Regions from separate parts of the Homo sapiens genome. Here region 2 is linked to region 1. Evidence: chromatin contacts called from ENCODE POLR2A ChIA-PET data. All regions are on one chromosome and are shown on one strand. Each heading gives the region's core, a stretch centred on a gene start or an enhancer-like site at or near the end of the contact. The rest is flanking DNA. Distances are from core to core; before and after follow the strand shown. Region 1 holds the start of TBL2 (transducin beta like 2). Region 2 holds the start of LAMTOR4 (late endosomal/lysosomal adaptor, MAPK and MTOR activator 4).

Evidence for each region. ChIA-PET counts read pairs that join two places held with the same protein, here RNA polymerase II (POLR2A).
Region 2: POLR2A ChIA-PET joins it to region 1 with 11 read pairs in activated CD4-positive, alpha-beta T cell. The contact joins the promoter of LAMTOR4 here to the promoter of TBL2 in region 1. POLR2A ChIA-PET finds 5 or more read pairs at or near these places in 2 of 52 experiments (A673 and activated CD4-positive, alpha-beta T cell).

The regions. Positions count from the first base shown.
Region 1 is chr7:73,576,176-73,580,085 of GRCh38, forward strand. It overlaps TBL2 (transducin beta like 2), which reads right to left and starts at 2,404. Exons shown (of 7, transcript NM_012453.4): 1 at 2,245-2,404. The coding sequence starts at 2,374. RefSeq lists a silencer at 2,016-2,655 and an enhancer at 2,986-3,055.
Region 2 is chr7:100,147,028-100,150,968 of GRCh38, forward strand. It overlaps LAMTOR4 (late endosomal/lysosomal adaptor, MAPK and MTOR activator 4), which reads left to right and starts at 1,891. Exons shown (of 4, transcript NM_001008395.4): 1 at 1,891-1,948; 2 at 2,472-2,552. The coding sequence starts at 1,946. RefSeq lists enhancers at 894-1,506, 1,531-1,590, 1,861-1,970, 2,119-2,731 and silencers at 2,271-2,360, 2,371-2,460.

The DNA of each region.
Region 1 (3,910 bases), core at 1,154-3,653:
GCTTTGGGAGGCTGAGGCAGCTGCTGGATCATTTTTTTTTTTTGTTTGATACAGAGTCTCGCTCTGTTGCCTCAGTCTCGATCTCCTGACCTTGTGACCTGCCCGCTTCGGCCTCCCAAAGTGCTGGGATTACAGGCGTGAGTCACCATGCCCGGCCCGGCAGCTGGATCATCTTGATGCCCAGGAGTTCCACCAGTCTGGCCAACATGGTGAAACCCCGTCTCTACTAAAAATACAAAAATTAGCCGGGCGTGGTGGCAGGCGCCTGTAATCCCAGCTACTCAGGAGGCTGAGGCAGGAGAATCACTTGAACCCAGGAGGTAGAGGTTGCAGTAAGCCAAGATCGCACCACTGCACTCCAGTACCTGAAAGAACTCGGGGATGAGAAGTCAACATCTGTTGAGTCCTGTGCGGGGGAGTGGAGCCAGTCACTTTTGTAAAAGATACTTAATTGAGTCACAAAGCTGGCATGTGGTAAATGACTGCAGATGCTCCCCAATTCCAACAGGAAAAAAGCTCCTGGGCCCTGCAAACAAACACAGCCACAATCTGTCCTCTGCTTCCTTCTCTCCAGGCATGTCTAACAAGCCCCCCTCCTCACACTTAAGTCATACCAAATGCTGTTTGGGGACTCCTTGCCTTCTCGGGTATTGCCATTGGCAGGAATGTCTTTTTTCCTTGGCCTTCTGGCAAACTCTTCTTCTAGAACCATCCTTTGAGACCCCACACTACCTCATGTGCCCCCTATTCTCAGTAATGATTTCCCTAACAACCACCTCCCCCATAAAAGAACAGGACTCGGCCAGGCAGGGTGGCTCACGCCTGTAATCCCAGCACTTTGGGAGGCCGAGGCAGGTGGATCACAAGAGGTTAGGAGATTGAGACCATCCTGGCTAACACAGTGAAACCCCGTCTCTACTCAAAAAATACAAAAAATTAGCCGGGTGTGGTGTCGGACGCCTGTAGTCCCAGCTACTCAGGAGGCTGAGGCAGGAGAATGGCGTGAACCCAGAGGCGGAGCTTGCAGTGAGCCGAGATCCCGCCACTAGACTCCAGATTGGGCGACAGAGCAAAACTCCGTCCCCCTGCAAAAAAAAAAAAAAAAAAAATGCAGGGCTGGCCGGGCACAGTGGTTCACGCCTGTAATCTCAGCACTTTTGGAGGCCAGGACGAGTGGATCACCTGAGATCAGGCGTTCGAGACCAGCCTGACCAACGTGGCGAAACCCCGTCTACTAAATATACAAAAATTAGCCAGGCGTGGTGGTGTGTGCCTGTAGTCCCAGCTACTCGGGAGGCAGAGGCAGAAGAATCGCTTGAACCTGGCAGGCGGAAGTTGCAACGAGCCAAGATTGTGCCACTGCACTCCAGCCTGGGCAAGAAGAGCGAAACTCTGTCTGAAAAATAAATAAAAAGAGCAGGGCTGCCCACTGACTCTCTGGTGTTTCCCATTTCTAGTACTAACCTCTTCTATGAAACTTTTCAGAGACAGGCTCTTGCCGTCACCCAGGCTGAAGTACAGTGGCGCGATCTATCACAACTCACTGCAGCCTTGAATTCCTGGACTCACGACACCCTCCTGCCTCGGCCTCCCATGGAGCTGGGACTACAGGGGCGTGCACAACCACACCCAGCTAATTTTGCGTAGAGATGGGGTCTTGCTATGTTGCTCAGGCTGGTCCCAAACTCCTGGGCTCAAGCGATCTCCCTGCCTCGGCCTCCCAAAGTGCTGGGAATACAGGCGTGAGCCACTTCGCCTGGCCTCAGTGAAACTTATTTCACCGTGTTTTTCACTTACATATTTAGGTGTTCATAATACAGATGTACTTCTCCTTTACTGGACTCCTTACAGAAAAAGACCCCAAAGCCTATCACAGGGTCATAGATGCCCAGTAAATGCTGCTGCACATCACAGAATTGGTGCTTTTTCCGAGATCGCGGCCACGGAGCAGGCTGAAGAGTTTACGGTGCTCTCCTGGCCACCCCGGGGACGGCCTGGCCTCGGCCACAGAGAAAGCCGCAGTAAGGGGCCCAGGTTGGAGCCAGTCCCGCCCCAGGAGGTGCGCCTAACCCGGCAAGGCGGGTCCCCGTCTCTGGAAGCGAAGCTCACGTTACCAGAGGAGAAACTGAGGCCCATGGAGTCGCCGGGCCCCACCAGCCGCGGGCCCAAACCGCAGGTCGGACCACGAGGAGGCCGGGAGCCGGGACACCGCGGGCCGCCCCCACCCGACCCGGCCCCACTTACAGGCGGGCCGGCCGCTCCTCTCCTCCCCCGCGCGCAGCCACCCCCGCGCTACCGCCGCCGTCGCCATCAGGGCCAGCAGCCCAAGCAACACCGACAGCCCCATGAGCTCCGACATCTGCGAGAGCTCCATGTTGGTGGAACCACTGCCACCTCAGCTAGTGAGTACGCGGGCGCCCGCACGGCTCTGCCGGGCCGCGCACGCACGCGGGGGCGCGGCCTGGCCGTTGGGGAGCCTCAAGCGGCTGGGCCTGGCCGTTAGAGCGCCTGGGGGCGGAGCCTGGTTGTTACAACGCCTTCAGGGCGGGGCCTGGCCGTTAAAGCACCTCAAGGGGTGGGGCCCGGCTGTTGTGGCGCTCGAGGGGCGGGGCCTGGAGTTAGAGCATCTCCACCCGCCGAGCCTAGTTATTAGAGCGCCTCGAGAGGCAGAGTCTGGAGTTAGCGCGTCTCGAGGGGCGGGGCTGGGTTGTTAGAGCGTCTCGAGGGGCAGAACCCGGAGGTAGAGTGTCTCGAGGGGCGGGGCCTGGAAGTAGAACATCTCGAGGGGCAGGGCTCGACCCTTGGTGCGTTTCGAGGGGCGGGTCGCCTGGCGGTTGAGATTGCAGGGCTGCGGAGGGCGGAGGAAGGCGGGATTTGCGATCACTGCTCACGCCTCCTCCTGAAGAACTCACTGATAATTGTTTATTAAAGGCATTATTCCAGCCATCACCACACTGGATCCTTTCAAGGAAGCGGGGCGGGGATTATTATTACCATTTAACGGATAGGAAACTCAGCATCAGCGAAAGTTCAGATGGGCTTTTAAGGAAGAGTAGGCCAGGCGCGTGGAGTGGAACAGCCTCCGCAAAGACCTGAGAAGCTGGGATGTGGGAAATGGCTAGAGGGGCGGAAAGGTCTGGGGGACGTTGAGCGCTGGCTCCATCCAACAAGCTGCTCATTACAGGGAGAGGTGGGGCAAAAGCTGTGTCTGAGGATTCCCTGGATGGACCTTTGTGTGAAAAGACCAAAATCAGAAAACCGGCAGTGGCTTCAAGGATCCGAGAGGGAGGTGACGAGGGCCTGGATTTGGGGCTGGCCTGGCAAGTCGAAAGTTAAAAGGGAGAATTTTTAATAGAAAACTTATTTTATTTATTTATTTATGTATTTACTTTTGAGACGGTTGCCCAGGTTGGAGTGCAGTGACGCGTCTCGGCTCACTGCAACCTCCGTCTCCCGGGTGCAAGAGATTCTCCTGCCTCAGCCTCCAGAGTAGCTGGGATTACAGGCGCGTGCCACCATGCCCTGCTACTTTTTGTGTTTTTTATAGAGACGGGGGTTTTGCCATGTTGGCCAGGCTGGTCTCGAACTCCTGACCTCAGGTGATCCACCTGCTTCGGCCTCCCAAAGTGCTGGGATTACAGGCGTGAGCCACCATGCCGAGCTGGGAGATTATTTTTATTTTTTATTTTTTGAGATGGAGTCTCGTTGCACTGTCGCCCAGGCTGGAGTGCAATGGCGCCATCTCTGCTCACTGCAACCTCTGCCTCCCGGGTTCAAGCGATTCGCTTGCCTCAGCCTCCCGAGTAGCTGGGATTACGGGTGCCCGCTAGCATGCCCCGCTAATTTTTTGTATTTTTTAGTAGAGACGGGGTTTCGCTATATTGGTCAGGCTGGTCTTGAACTCCTGACC
Region 2 (3,941 bases), core at 641-3,140, about 27 Mb after region 1:
TCAGCCTCCCCAGTAGCTGGGATTACAGGCATGCACCACCACACCCACCTAGTTTTTTTTTTTTTTGTTTGTTTGTTTTGTATTTTTAGTAGTGATGAGGTTTCACCATGTTGGCCAGGCAGGTCTCGAACTCCTGACTTCAGGTGATCCACCCGCCTTGGTCTCCCAAAGTGCTGGGATTACAGGTGTGAGCTACCACGCCCAGCCTTGAAATTGCTGTTTCTAACAAGTCTTAAAAGACACCCAGACTTTAACAATTGTTATTATATTCAGATTTTTTTGTTGCTTTTTGAGACAATCTTGCTCTTTTACCCAGTCTTGAGTGCAGTAGCATGATCATGGCTCACTGCAGCCTCAACCTCCTGGGCTCAAGCGATTCTCCCACCTCAGCCTCCCGGGTAGCTGGGACTACATGTGCAGTATCATGCCTGGTTAATTTTTAAATTTTTAGAGATGGGGTCTTGCTATGTTGCCCAGGCTTCTAGAATCATTCTTCATATTATTTCACTAACACAGCCTCCACCACATTAATATGGCAACAGGTTTAGAAATTATTTAAAACAAAAATTTCTAATGTTTACATATATTGTGTGATGTGTGTGTGTGTGTGTGTGTGTGTGTGTGTGTGTATCATTCCAAGGTACTGTTTCTAATTTTTTCCTGTAGGGAATGAATATTCAGTATTGCAGCTGCATTGGCTAGCTGGGGATTCTATTTACCACCACATTGTCCCGGACTGAATCTGGGGACAAAAAAACCACTTCGGGAACAAATTCTTGTCTTCAACAAAGAGCTGTCTTGAGTAGGCACAAAAGTAGCATTTGAGGGCCGGACGCGGTGGCTCAAGCCTGTAATCCCAGCACTTTGGGAGGCCGAGGCGGGCGGATCACGAGGTCAGGAGTTTGAGACCAGCCTGGCCAATATGGTGAAACCCTATCTCTACTAAAAACACAAAAATAGCCGGGCGTGGTGGTGGGCGCCTGTAATCCCAGCTACTCGCGAGGCTGAGGCAGGAGAATTGCTTGAACACGGGAGGCGGAAGTTGTATTGAGCCAGAGATCGCGCCATTGCACTGCAACCTGGGCGACCGAGTGAGACTCCGACTCAAAAAAAAAAAAAAGTAGCATTTGAGTACCTTTTTTTTCCTTTTCTTTTCTTTTTTTTTTAGAGGAAGGGCACCCAGGCTGGAGTGCAGTGGCACCATAATAGCTCACTGCACTCTGCAACTGCTGAGCTCAAGAGATTCTCCTCCATCAGCCTCCCTAGTAGCTGGAATTACTGGCGTGAGGCACCATGCCCGGCTTATTTTCTTATTTTTTTGTAGAGGTGGTTGGAGCGGGGGGACTGGGGAGGGTCTCGCTATGTTGCTCAGGCTCGTCTCGAACTCTTGCCCTGAAATGATCCGTCCTCGGCCTCGCAAAGCGCTGAGATTACAGGCGTGAGCCACGGCGCCCAGCCTTGAATAGTTTTTCACATGCATTGCACGTTATTTCCTTTTATTCTCTAGTTTTTGGGTCCAGTCTTAAACCTGGGAAGGGATTCATTTGGGGGGGTCACACCAGCGGGCATCCTGGCTCAGGCGGAACTCTGGCTCCAGACAGTGCGCCCAGGACCAAACGGTCAACCCCGGCCTACTCCCGCCCCTCCCAGATCCTCCCCTCCTCGGACGCTCCCGCGTCTTCCTCTCGCTCAGGCACTGAGGGGCGGGGAGATGGGTGTTAAAGAGGGGATATCACCAATCAACGTGCGCCTCCGGGAAACAGCGCTTCGCACTGGCTGGTTGGGTCTGACGACGTGGCCACTGTCCAATCCTCATGCTAGAGGCGGGGCTAAAGGCCAGTGGCGCAAGCAGAAGGAGGAGCGCAGCGGCTGCAAGCACGTGACCGGGGCCTGAAGCCGGAAGCTACCTATCTGGTAGGGAGCTCCCCCAGCACCGAAGACTGCGATGGTGAGTGAGGACGCATGCGCGAGAGGACCCGCCGGGGGTTCAGCGTCTCTGCTCCCCAGTCTGTGTGGTTTCCCCCTGGTGGGCCTGCGCTCCACCCTCACCTCCTATCCGCTCGGGGAGGAAGAGGGGATGGAAATGGGAGGGATGGCGACGAGAATGCTGGGGAGGGGTCTGTGGGAGGGTGTTCTGGGGCTGCGGGTAGTCTGCAGGTCGGGCGGAGACGAAGGGAGGTGAAGAGAGGGTCTGGGGGCAGGGGCCAGTGGGGCAGCAAAGGCCCCTTGGGGTAGCAAAGGTGGGATGTGGAAGGCCAGGGGAGCCCGGGGGCGAGAGTGGGGGCAGATGGAGGCTCGGGAAGATCAGTATTGAGGACCATGTAGGGGGGAGGGGGCCGGGAAGGGACCTGGCTGGGGAATGAGAAAACCTGGGGCCATCGTCAACCCAGAGACTTGGGTTTGCAGGTGAAGGGTATCGGGCCGTCCATCCCTCTAGCATGCTTCTCACGACTTGCATCTTTACCCACTAGACTTCTGCGCTGACCCAGGGGCTGGAGCGAATCCCAGACCAGCTCGGCTACCTGGTACTGAGTGAAGGTGCAGTGCTGGCGGTGCGTTCTGGGAAAGGGAGGGGGTCCCTTAGTGCACACAGCCCGGTAACCCCTTCTAATATTGGCCCTTCTTTTCTCGGCTTTTATCTGGTTTCCTGCCTGGCATCTATTAGGTTGGTACAAAAGTATTTGCAGTTTTTGCAATTACTTTCAGTAATCAGTCTGTGGAATCTTAGTCTCCTAACGGCTGCGATTTATTTATTTATAGTTTTTGAGACTGAGTTTCGTTCTTGTTGCCCAAGCTGGAGTGCAGTGGTGCGACCTCGGCTCACTGCAACCTCCGCCTCCGGGGTTCAAGCGATTCTCCTGCCTCAGCCTCCCGAGTAGCTGGGATTATAGGCACGTGCCACCATGCTCTGCTAATTTTTTGTATTTTTAGTAGAAACGGGGTTTCACCGTGTTAGCCAGGCTGGTCTCAAACTCCTGACCTCAGGTGATCCACCTGCCTCAGCCTCCCAAAGTGCTGGGATTACAGGCGTGAGCCAACATGCCTGGCCTTTATTTGGTATTTCTTAAAAAGGCATTTGTATTTTGTTCCATAGTACTGTATGGTGTTAGGTCTCTAGATTACAGGCGTGAGCCACCACGTCTGGCCTTTATTTGGTATTTCTTAAAGAGGCATTTGTATTTTGTTCCATAGTACTGTATAGTGTTAAGTCTCCAGATGTTTTTGACTTAGGTAGAGACAAAGCTTAAGGTTAAGGGTTGAAAACAATACAGGTGGTAAAGACTATTGAGGGAATCCAGGATATTAAAAATTCAACATGTTATGACAAGGTAACTAACTTTCCGGGAGGTAGGAATTCAGCCCACCTTAAAGGAGAGTATTTACAGTGGGGGAGGACTTATTTGCAGGTGTGTGGCACTAACCTATCTGAACTGATGGTAAGTTTATGCTGAAAAGATTTGGGAAGGTTTGAGGGAAGAGAGGAGGATATGGTCAGGGAGGATGTAATTGTGAAGGATCTTCAAGGCCAGGTTAACACACTTGAACTTATTCTTGAAGGTAATACAGTTTGAAAGGTTTTTTAAAACAGAAACAAGACCCAGTGAGGTGGTTGAGCAATATTGTTGTTAGTGATGTGAAGATGGGCAGAAGGAGGCGTCATTAAGAGATGAGACTGGGCTGGGCGTGGTGGTTCATGCCTGTAATTCTAGCACTTTGGGAGGCCAAGGCGGGCGGATCACGAGGTCAGGAGATCGAGACCATCCTGGCCAACACGGTGAAACCCCGTCTGTACTAAAAATACAAAAACAAAATTAGCCAGGCCTGGTGGCGGGCACTTGTAGTCCCAGCTACTCGGGAAGCTGAGGCAGTAGAATGGCGTGAACCTGGAAGGTGGAGGTTGCAGTTAGCCGAGATCACACCACTGTACTCCAGCCTGGGCG